Linked DNA regions of Mus musculus: region 2 is linked to region 1. A link is a loop called in an ENCODE intact Hi-C map of the cell type or tissue named here. Cell type or tissue: heart. All regions are shown on one strand. Each heading gives the region's core, and the rest is flanking DNA. Links, peaks and the distances in the headings are about the cores only.

Region 1 (5,646 bases), core at 176-5,175:
TGGTTTGCAGCTGTAGCTGTACTATTACATATTGTCAGATGTGTAGTATACCCTGTAGCCAATGAATGCTTTTACTGTGGGACCTTGAAGTGACTCTTGGTGACGTATGACAGTGATGGGAATAGACTCTTTTTTTTCCCTAGAGCTGAGGACCGCAAACCCAGGGCCTTGCGCTTGCACTGAGCTAAATCCCCAACCCCCGGGAATACAGACTCTTGAGTCACCTCTAGTTGAAGCCCTAGATTCTCACAACCCACTAGGGCAGCCTTCTCCACCAGCTACCAAAGGCCAAGTGCTAACACTCACTTGTGTCTCACAGGAGAACCACAAACAGGAAGTGCACCCAAGAATGCAGCTATGATTGATTGGCTGGGTGAGACTGACCACCCACCCAGCCCAGTAGCTGCCCTGGTAGACCCAACAGCACCTCTGTGGGTGGTAGTGTGGGTCATTCTGTAATTCCTGAGCACTCCATATGTAATTTTTGCAAGATCCAGTATAGAATCTTAAAAATAAGTTTTAACTTCCAGAAAGAAGAGCTTAATTTGCCCGTGGAAGTTTTGTGTTTGGATCCATTTGCTCTCATCAGAGATTAAAGTGAGGTCAGGCAGGAATGTCCCTTCCTGTTCCCTGGAGTCTGACGTCTAGTGTGGACACAGGGCAGTGAGCTACTAGGGTGGACTATGACCCCAAAGATGGTTTGGTTATCAGGGTGACAGGCACAAGAGTAAGATCATCTCTAATCAGGCAGTTTACTCCCTCATCTGAGACTTTAAAGTTACTCCATGCTGAGAAGAAAAAGCTGGGTGTAGATGTAGGTGAGGCCTCCTCAGAAGTTTACCTCAGGGCCCCAAGCATGATAGAAATGCTACGAGTCTTAGCCATGAAGACACTGAGTGGAAGATAGGAAAAGGGGAGAGAAGGGAGTGGGTGATGTGAAATGCCTGCTCTTCCCTTCAGGCAGCGAAGGCTTAGGACCTTAATAGACAGCTGTCAAAAAAGTGCTCAGCTGCCTACAACGGTCCACACTGCCGGTGTGGGTGGGTGAGCATCCATCTCAGTCAGGGAGCGTCTCAGTCGATTCCATAGTGGAGAGTAAAAATACGAATGGTGGCGGTGGTCAGGGTGCCGAGTGGGTAAAGGGCTTGCCAGGCAAGTATGGGACCTGAGTGTGTATCCCCATAACTTCCGTGCAGCTCAGGACACGTAGTGCGAGTGTCTGGAATTCTACTGCTCCTACGGGGAGGTGAGCAGTGGAGACTGGAGAGTCCCCAGACACTCGTGGGCCGTCTAACCTGGCACGTACAACCGACAAACAACAAGATGCTCTGCCTCAAACAATGTAGAAGGCAGGGACTGATACCTGGAGTTGTCCCCTGGCCTCCATGTGTCTGCATTCTGCATTCATGCACATGAATGTGCTCTCTCTCTCTCTCTCTCTTTCTCTCTCTCTCACACACAGAGAAAGAGAGAGAGAGACAGACACAGACAGACAGACAGACAAGTCCAGCAAAGTGAAAGTCATTTTGCATCTCCCTGACTCATTAGATTCCCAAGTTCCCCACCCCACCCCTGGTGCCCACACAGTGTGGTCATGGAGCAACTGTTGGAGACTAACCACAGCTACCCTGGCCTGAGGAGTTTGGCTATTTCCAGCCGCAGAGATGAATAAGAGCATCCATTTGAGCCAAGTTGATTTCCCAGCTTCCCCTGCTCCCCATGCCAGCTATGGGGCTCCTCAAACTCTGCTGGCCTCTGCTCGCTAGTCTGTCACGTCATGAATCTTGCTGGCCTTGCCTGTACGAACTCAGTGGCTTTGCTGATGGGTTGATCTGTGGGATGGTATTCTATAGACTTGCCAGACAGAACTTCAGGTTGGGCTTGGTGAACACACAGATGTCAATCATCTAGGAGGGCTGTGGTCCATGAGAGAGTATCCTCAAGCATCTGTGCACATCTGCAGACCCCTGTCCATGGAGCAGCCCACCCAGGGATGAGTCAATGCAGTGGGAAAGAGGAAGGACTCCAAGCCCAAAGGCTTTGGCTTTGTAGCCTTTGGTATGGCTGGCTATTCCTTCCCCATAAGAGCTCCAAGAGCCATGTCTCCTTCACAGATACCCTGAGGTGGTTCTTCTATTTCAGAACTCCAAAGTCCTGGCCAAGAAAGAACTGGCTTATGTCCCAATCATTGGCTGGATGTGGTACTTCGTGGAAATGATCTTTTGCACACGCAAGTGGGAGCAAGATCGGCAGACGGTTGCCAAGAGCCTGCTGCACCTCCGGGACTACCCAGAGAAGTATCTGGTACGTAGGCAAAAGAGCCGTGTGCTGTCTGGCTCCTGTGGAATTATGTGTGGCTACCACACATAGGAGTCACTTTAGGACTCTTCTGCGGGTGACCACTGAATTGAGTATGACCTGGAATGACATGTGACCTGAGGGCACTTTGGGGCTGACCTGGCGTCAAGTGTGACTATGAACTTCTTTGGCACTGTGGCCTCTGGTTGAGCTTGGGGTTGTGTGAGCGTGGGATCCTCCTGTGTGACCATTCATTATCTTTTGCTTTTCAGTTCCTGATCCACTGTGAGGGCACACGGTTCACAGAGAAGAAACACCAAATCAGCATGCAGGTGGCCCAAGCCAAGGGGCTGCCCAGCCTCAAACACCACCTGCTGCCGCGCACCAAAGGCTTTGCTATTACTGTGAAGTGCTTGCGAGATGTTGGTAAGGATGCTGGCTAAACAGGGGATCTTTGAGGCTAGGTGGGACCTGGGACAAGAGGCAGGTTCCAGTCTGGTTGGGCACCTCACGTTTCTGCATCCCAGTGAATACTTCCCTCTGCTGGTCAACGGCGGTACTGCACTGTGAGTGCAGAAGGTGCAGGCTCCCTGGAGGACCCCTGAGATGGCCTGGCCATGGAGCTGCAGTCTTTGAGGCCATCTCTTGCTTGTCTATTGCTGACAACCACCTGTAGATGATCTGACCTGTACTCTAGGGCAGCTGACCCATGAGTCTGGAGTCTTAAGCCAGTGTAGATAAAAAGCAGAAGGCAGCAGTGGTCAGTTGCCACTGGCATTCTAACATGACTTCTTACATTTCCTTATTAACCTTTCTCTTCAGTTTAAAACATGTTTCTTGTTTTCATAGGTAAGCCCTTCCTCTCACATCTCTTACTCCCTGGGCCTTCGGCTCCAAAAGAGGCTTGACTTTTTACCTGGGCTGGATAGGACTTGACACTGCTTCAAGTGTGAAGGCACCACAGAGCTTGGGCAGGCCTTCCTAGAGCTTCATGTGTTGGGCATGCCAGGAAAATGCTTTATCCCAGAGGAAGAGGTGGGCCAAGCTGGCCCTACTCTGTTGCCAGAGGCAGGTCAGATGTGGCTTCTGGCTCCCTGCTACTAGCTTCTATAGCCTTGTCGTTATCTCTTGTGCGGGGGTCTTCCTTAGCCCCCATGGCAAGGATTTAACCAGGGCACCAAGGACATCAACAGGTTAAATATCTTCTGGGCTAGTGCCCACTTTAGGCATCAGAGCCCACCAATGACAGGAGAGTGGTTGGGCCTTTAAGGACAGTGCCTCTAGATACTCCTATAAGGCAGCATGGGGACCCTTTCCCATTGAGAAAGATAGTGGACCTACAGACCTGTAGCGGGGTTAGGCATCAGGGGAAAGAAACGGATGGTGATTTTATAACATTGAATTCGTGTTCTTCATATTTCCAAGTGATCCAGGGATGGTTTACAATTTCAGTGATTCCCCTGCTACTTTTACTAACATTAACTGCAGACGTCTAAAGCTGTCAGGCCCGGGTCAGGATCATATACATCATCGTTAGTACAGTGGGCTCCGCCTGCATGTGTAACTGGCATCTGTCACCTCAGCCCTGTGTGATGATGGCTTTGTAAGCTCACTCTCCAGAACACCTAAGTTTGGAAGATTGCGTGATGCAGCTAAGCAAACTTCCCACTGCTGGGAAAAGGCGGCTGTGGGCGCCACACCCAGCCGCACTGATTCCTGCCTTTCTCTGCTGCCATCTGTTTCCACCATGTTTTTACACATTCTACCCACTTGCTTCTGTCATTAAGTCATCCGTTCTTTGATCCAATAAGCATTTCTGGAGCCTGACCTGGGTCCCAGGGCTCCCGCAGCAAGGTTGGATGGAATGTGGAATATAGCGACGAGATAACTTGGAATGCGCTTATAGGATAAGTTACTGTTACAGGGGCTTTTAGGGCTCTCATTTGGGCTTTCATAGTAAAGAAATAGAGACATCTATATTAGAAGCCTGTTACCCTTTCTGCTGGGCGCAGTCTCCTGAGTTATCCATCCAGAGTCACTGTTAGCCTCCTTGCTCTGTTCCTCCCCCAGCTCCAGCCTCCAGCTCCTTATTCATCAAAAGCCATTCCTCCTTCCTGATTCAAAAAGGCTTATTAGCATAGTGGGCGAAGTTCCACAGCTTACTCACTCTGAACCAATCAGTAGCAGGACTACCCCACACATTAGCATAGGAGGTGAGGTCTCACAGCTTACTCACTCTGAATCAATCAGCATCAGGGTTACACCATATATACATCCGCGCGGAGAGCGTGGGTGATAGGTTTCCCAAGGAGTTACCACTGAATAGGACTATTAACTTGGCCACTACCTTTTCCCTCCAGGATTTAGATGTAACACTCTGACTTTGTGGCTGCTTCATTTTGGGAGGGCACAAAAATGCTCACAGAAAGGGTTACACTGGGCCTGCAGAGATGGCTTAGCTGATACGAGTGCTGACTGCACTTGCAGAGGACTGGAATTCAGTTCTCACTGTTATTACCTGGTGGCTCACAACTGCCTGTAAATCCAGCAACGGGGATGCGATGCTCTCTTCAGGTCTCATGTGTACATATGCCCACATAGACATGCACCCACATTGTTACAAAGTAAGTCTTTTATAAAAAAAGGAAAATGGTATTTGATAACTTTATAAATCATGGCTATCGTTCTATAACAGACACATCCTTAGATGAACCTAGGTCATCTCCTACCCATATTTGTTCAAATATCGGTATTTGTGACTACAGTAGGCTCTGCCTACTAGAAAGTTGCTTATTAGCATCCTTATCAGTATAGAATTGACAGTCATGACTGCTTTAAAGCCCACATGACCACAGGAATTACTCTGTTTCTATGACTCGCTTACAGTTGGCTTTCTGATTACAAAAGATGATACATGTTCAATGTAGAGTGGGTGAACAATCTAGAAAAACCCAAGGAAGAGGTCTCTATCATGCGTGTCATTGGTAGACAGGTTACGGCGTGTGTATGTCTTCCAGTGTGTGTGTGTGACTACCAAGCAGAACTGGCCTCACCTGCTATATACTACCTTGTTTGTCTTGTCTTATAGTCCCAGCTGTATATGACTGTACACTCAATTTCAGAAACAATGAAAACCCAACACTGCTGGGAGTCTTAAATGGAAAGAAATATCACGCTGACTGCTACGTTCGGTAAGCTGGCCCTGCTTCCTTCCTAGAAATGGGAGGGCTTGTTTCTAAGTGCTAAATGACAAGGAGTCCGCCTCCAGCAACGTCTGCTTGCCACTGAACTTCTCCCCAGTTATTTATATTATGAACTCAGGAGGCATAGCACACCTACTGCACACCC
Region 2 (5,646 bases), core at 150-5,149, 170 kb before region 1:
ATCACCCAGCATGCAGGAAATCTACCTATCTCTGAGTATGTGGATGCACAGCATGGCTTACAGAATGAGTAGGAGTTAAAGAGGCTGCCTGGGAGCTCTGGTTACTGAAGTGGGGTGGTGAGCGTGCTGTATTGGTAAGATAACAACCGCAAGCCTACCGCAGAAGCTGAGTACAAAGATGAAGTCAGCTGCAGGGATGGAAGGAAAGGACTGGGTGTGGTCCACACGGGCAAGCAGGACAGGCAGAGCACAGGTAAGTAGGCTGTGTCAACAGTGGGGCACCAAGGTGAAATGAAGCCCCAAGGATAGTCCAGAGTTCTCTGTCCCACGGTCCTTAATGAATACTCTGGGTATTAGAGGCGTCTTAGTTAGGGATTTACTGCTGTGAACAGACACTAAGACCAAGGCAACTCTTATAAGGACAACATTTAATTGGGGCTGGCTTACAGGTTCAGAGGTCCAGCCCATTATCATCAAGACAGGAGTGTGGCAGTGTCCAGGCAGGCATGGTGCAGGAGGAGCTGAGAGTTCTACATCTTCATCCGAAAGCTGATAGCAGAATTCTGACTTCCAGGCAGCTAGGATGAGAGTCTTGAAACCCAAGCCCACAGTGACACACCTACTTCAACAAGGCCATGCCTACTCCAACAGGGCTACACCTTCTAATGTTGCCACTCCCTGGGGCCAAGCATATACACACCATCACAAGAGGATAGATGGCCCTGGGGCCCTTGCCATCCTGTATCCACGCTGTATGAGGTGGAGGCAAGGAGTTACACATTTTTCTTGGTCTGGCATGTATACCTGTTTCATTCTCAGACTTTGTTCCCAGATCAATATAATTTTTTCTTTTATTGAAAATAGATGTTTATTTCACACATCATATTCTAATTATGGTCTCCCCTACCCTACCCCTCCCAGTCCCTTCCTCGCCTCTCTCCTCCAGTCCGGATCCGAACCCTCTCTGTCTCATCTTAGAAAACAGACAGGCAGCCTGGTGGTGGTGGCACACGCCTTTAATCCCAGCACTTGGGAGGCAGAGACAGGCGGATTTCTGAGTTCAAGGCCAGCCTGGTCTACAGAGTGAGTTCCAGGACAGCCAGGACTATACAGAGAAACCCTGTCAGAAGACAGACAGGCAGGGCTGGAGAGATGGCTCAGTGGTTAAGAGCACTGACTCTTCTTCCAGAGGTCCCGAGTTCAATTCCCAGCAACCACATGGTGGCTCTCAACCATCGGTAATGGGTTCAGATGCCCTCTTCTGGTGTGTCTGAAGACAGCTACAGTGTACTTAGATATAATAATAAATAAGTCTTAAAAAAAAAAAAAGAACTCATGACCTTTGGAAGAGTAGTCAGTGCTCTTACCCACTGAGCCATCTCTCCAGCCCCCCTAACTTCATTTCTGTTGGCTCTCTACTACCGGGCATGGGGCAGCCTACCTTTAAGAGTGTTTTGTTTCCCCAGTGAGACTGCCTCAGAAAAGACGAATTTCTCATTTGTCAGTGGCCATCACTTGGAGATAGCTTCTGGGTAAGGCGTGGGAGTTTGTGTCTGCTTATCTCAGCTCTAGGGCTCATTCTGGCGCAGACCAATGCACGCTGCCCCTGTCTCTAAGTTTGTATGTGCACCACCAGCCCTACTGGGTCCCTGAAGCCCTGATTCCTTGGTGTCCTCCATCCCCTCTGGCTCCCACACTCAAGGGGAGAGATGTGATGGAGGGGTCCCTTGTAGGGCTGAGGATCCCCAGGTCTCTCACTCCGTGTATGGTCTGGCTGTGGGTCTCTGTTTGTTCCCGTCTGCTGCAGGGTAGGGGAGCATTTCTGATGATAACTAAGTAAGGTGTTGTCTGCTTCCCTGACCTGGGGGCTCGCAGGGAGTCCCTGGTATGATTTTAATACACCCATGTGCCCTAGTCTCAACTCTCCTACGGTTTTTGTACAACACGTTCCACCAATAGTAGAAAGAAAGGCTCTCATCTTCATCACCAAAAGTGCTGTTGCAAATTGCGTTGTAAAGTGTGTTTCTGGAAATCTGGAACACAGGCAGATTGTAGCACCAGTCCTCAGCCAGAAACTGTAAGTCCCCACCACCACCCTCTGATGGTTTTTTAATTCAAAATGTAGCATGCACTCATTCTTCCAAAATAATCGTGAGAACACACTGAAAATAACAAAGCTGAGCCCCACCAGTTTTGATCCGTTCAGTTCCTGAAAGGTGCTGTTCCACTGCTCACCAGCAGGGGGCGCGACACTCACAGCAGACGCCTGCAGCCTGGGAAGTTTGACTCAGCACTGGGAAGGGCTGTGCAGAGGGGAAGTTTTTGCCTCGGTGACCAGTGAGGGCCAGGCGTTGGATTACTTTGAGGAAGGTGAAATTTAAAAGCTACCGCTCACCGGAAGAGAACCTTCCTGGAGTATGCCAAGCATCTCAGTAATGCCTGGCTTTGACCCTTTTTTAGGATTAGAAGATATTTGTCCGATTTATTTTCTAACCCAGGCGGATTACAAATAAATTTTCTAAAATATGGGGAGAGCCCTTGTGTGGGTCTTCTCTACTTCTGGTAGCTTACACGCACATTAACAGCGTCTCCTAGCCGCTAATTTGAGCTGGAAAAGCCACTAATTTGCTTTTAAAAGCTTCATTGCGGGGGCTGGGGGTGGGGGGGGGGACACGACGGACGGGGACGGGGGACGAGGGAGTTGGGAGGGGCATTGATTTACCTGTATCTGTAAGAGGCCTTAAGACCTATCAAGGCCTCAACAGTCTTTACCATCACTGCAAATTCCCAGTCTTAACATCCCTGTCTCTATCTATACGCTAGAAATGAGGGTGACCATATCAACAGTACAACCAAAGGAGGAAACACAGACGAAGTCCGCAGTCCTCAGGGAGGGCTCAATCTGTGTGTGTGTCTCTCTCTCTCACTTCCTCCCAACAACAGTCACAGAGGCCAGTGGTGTTGTTATCACACTTCTGCAGGTGAGAGGAGCCCAAGGTCATTAGCAAAGGGTGAATGAAAGCCAGGCACAGGAGCTGAGGACTGGTGAGATGGCTCAGAGGTTAAGAGCACTGAATCCTCCTCCAGAGGACCTGAGTTCAAATCCCATAGCTACAGTGTAAGAAAGCAAGCAAGCCAGTCAGGCATGACCCTCCCAAGGCAGCTCCTAGCCATAACTCATGATGTAGACACTCAAATCGGCCACTGGTAGGTCCCTAGGGTTGCACAAGAAAGCATCTGTCCCTTTTTGGGTCATAAGTTGTCTTTTACATGCTGACACTCCACCTCTTTCTATACCTAGATATTTATACAAAAACCTATACCTAGGTATATAGGCACATGTAAAGAAATTTTGGTATAGAAAGGGGCATATACAGAAAGGTATATACATGAGAGAGATGTATTTATTTATTTACCATAGAAGAAATTCTATTGTTTTTTTCAGGTATAAAATATGTAAGAAAACTCGTTTCTCCCACGTTAGCTCATCTCCACTGTGTGGGCGGGGGCACACACATACACACACTCACACACACACTTCTAATTAGCTGCCTTGTCATGCAGCCCCTCTGTGACCCACGCTTCATATTCTGTGTGGACCTGAGACAGTGCTGAGTCACAAGACTGTCTGCTCCTAGCAACAGAACACCAGTTCTTGCTTTACAGCTTGGTGGCAGGGGACTGTACGCTGGGGAGAGGAGAATACTACCCTACTCACAGTGTTATTCCCCACACAAACAAGACTCCAGAAGGAGGATACTAACATCCAAGCCTCTTGCCCCTCACAACACAAGCAGCATGGTTTAAGGATTCTGTTTCGTGTACCCTAGTACAGACCCACCCACCGAATATGAACCTCTAGGGTGTGAGCACATAGCCCTGCATTATCTAAAAGCAGCCAGCCTCTGGTTGAGACCAGTCCAGAAGGATTTTTGTTTTGTTTTATTTCATTTGTTTTTGTTTTGTATTGTTTTTATTTTGAGACAGGGTTTCTCTGTGTAGCCCTGGCTGCCCCAGAACTAACTCTGTAGACCAGGCTGGTCTCAAACTTAGAGATCCTCCTGCTTCTGCCTCCTGAGTGCTGGGATCAAAGGTGTGCGCCACCACATTGGCATTGACCGTGGCTCAGGATGCAAAGCAAAGATGTGTCCACCTCTGTGGGAATTCCCCGGGCATGCTAGCATGTGCGTGGAAACTTCTCTCAGTGTCATGGGAGCAGCAGCAGAAATGGAATCCCAAACGCTCTATGGCTCCTACTGACCAGGGTGGAGAGAACAAAGACTGGCTGTAACATGAGAGAGTTCAGGAGGACCCTTTGGGGTGACTCTTGCTGAAGAGAAAGGTAGGCATGTGGTAGATACAGCAGAACAACCAGGCATGATAAGGTAGGAAAGGATGCTGAGTCTGGCAGTCCACTTGTGTACCTGTTCTGGAGAGTTTCTGAAGGTTAGGCCAAGTCAAGAGCCAACTGAGGACAAGTGGTAGGAATGTGTGTGCCTGTCATTGTCCTAGTATCCCAAGAAGGAGGACAGATGGTGCCTAGAGGCCAGGGCGAGTATCAGAGCCTTCCACATTTATGATCCTGGAGAAACTATCTGCCCATTTAAATTAGTATGAAGACCTACTTTGTTCGATGAGATGAATTCTTCAAATTATAGTCTGTCATAGTCAACAGGGTTTCTATGACAAAGTGCCAGAGACCGTGCCATTTATAAACAACACAAGTTTACCCTCACAGCCTAGGGATTGGAAATAAGGGCTCCAGCACGGCTGGAGTCTGGTGAGGACCCTCTGTCAGGTCACAGAGCACTGAATTGTCTCTGTTCTTACAAATCGGGAGAGCTGTCTGGGCCCCTTCTATAGGGGGATGGCTCCTGCTCACGAGGGCTCATGAGGGCTGCCTCAAAGGCCCCATCATACACCATCCAACCGGGGCTTCAGATTTCAACACGTGAATTTTGTACAGTCTATAAAGGAAGAGGTATCAAAGTCTGGCCGTGGAAAAGAAGTAAAGTAGAAGTTGCCCTTGGCAACCTTTTTCCTCTTCCATCCCAAGGGCCAGAGCCATCTTGGTCCTTCCCATTCCTGTGAGCCACTGACAAACCCAATAACTCTCTTCACTCTGCCATGGAAATGGCCACATGGGCAGTCGGTTACCCCTGTCACGTGTTAAGTTTACACCATGCTAATAGGAAGAGGTCTGGCTGGGGAGATGGCAGGTCCCCTAGCTGGGAAATCCTCAAGAGTACTTGGTCAGCCTTCAAGTCACATGCACTAAATCCTATGTATCATAGGACCAGAAATTGGTATTTTGACAGGAAAAAAAAAATGCTTTCTTCTCCCCTACCCCATAACCCCCTCCCCACCTATCCGCCCCCAAATACCAAAGCACGTTATTGTAAATTGGCAGTACGGTTTCTGGAAGGCAAGGCTCTGCCCCATCTCTCAGGCTAAGCACAGACGATTCTTCATCATATTAAACATTTTGTTCACTTGGCTTAATCCGGCTAAGTGCAATAAACCCTCACATGTGCGCACACACCCTGAGCCGGAGACTTTGATGCCAGGGTGTTGTGTCAGAGACTCATTACAAAGCCTCCACACAAGCTGGTTCATCTCAGTATCTCCGAGGCCGATCAGCGCCGC

The links. A loop is a pair of places that touch in the nucleus more often than their neighbours do. Peaks named below come from ENCODE experiments on the same cell type or tissue, not always from the same donor. Only the 100,000 strongest peaks of a DNase experiment are listed, where the experiment ranks them.
Region 2: a loop joins it to region 1, with 9 times the contacts of the local background. A loop is called at or near these places in 41 of 42 quality-filtered maps.

What each region holds. Positions count from the first base shown.
Region 1 is chr17:12,208,069-12,213,714 of GRCm38, forward strand. Agpat4 (1-acylglycerol-3-phosphate O-acyltransferase 4 (lysophosphatidic acid acyltransferase, delta)) reads left to right here. Exons shown (of 9, transcript NM_026644.2): 4 at 2,143-2,304; 5 at 2,571-2,724; 6 at 5,387-5,489. Among named protein-coding and RNA genes, the nearest start is that of Gm46605, 54 kb to the right of the region's middle. In heart, for the core only: a CTCF peak has its summit at 2,848 (motif pointing left); a DNase peak (open chromatin) is centred at 2,853; H3K27ac peaks cover 2,450 bases.
Region 2 is chr17:12,037,128-12,042,773 of GRCm38, forward strand. The region is part of intron 10 of Prkn (parkin RBR E3 ubiquitin protein ligase); the gene reads left to right. Among named protein-coding and RNA genes, the nearest start is that of Gm46604, 8.6 kb to the left of the region's middle. In heart, for the core only: no CTCF peak of the experiment used is centred there; a DNase peak (open chromatin) is centred at 2,244; H3K27ac peaks cover 1,615 bases; H3K27me3 peaks cover 394 bases.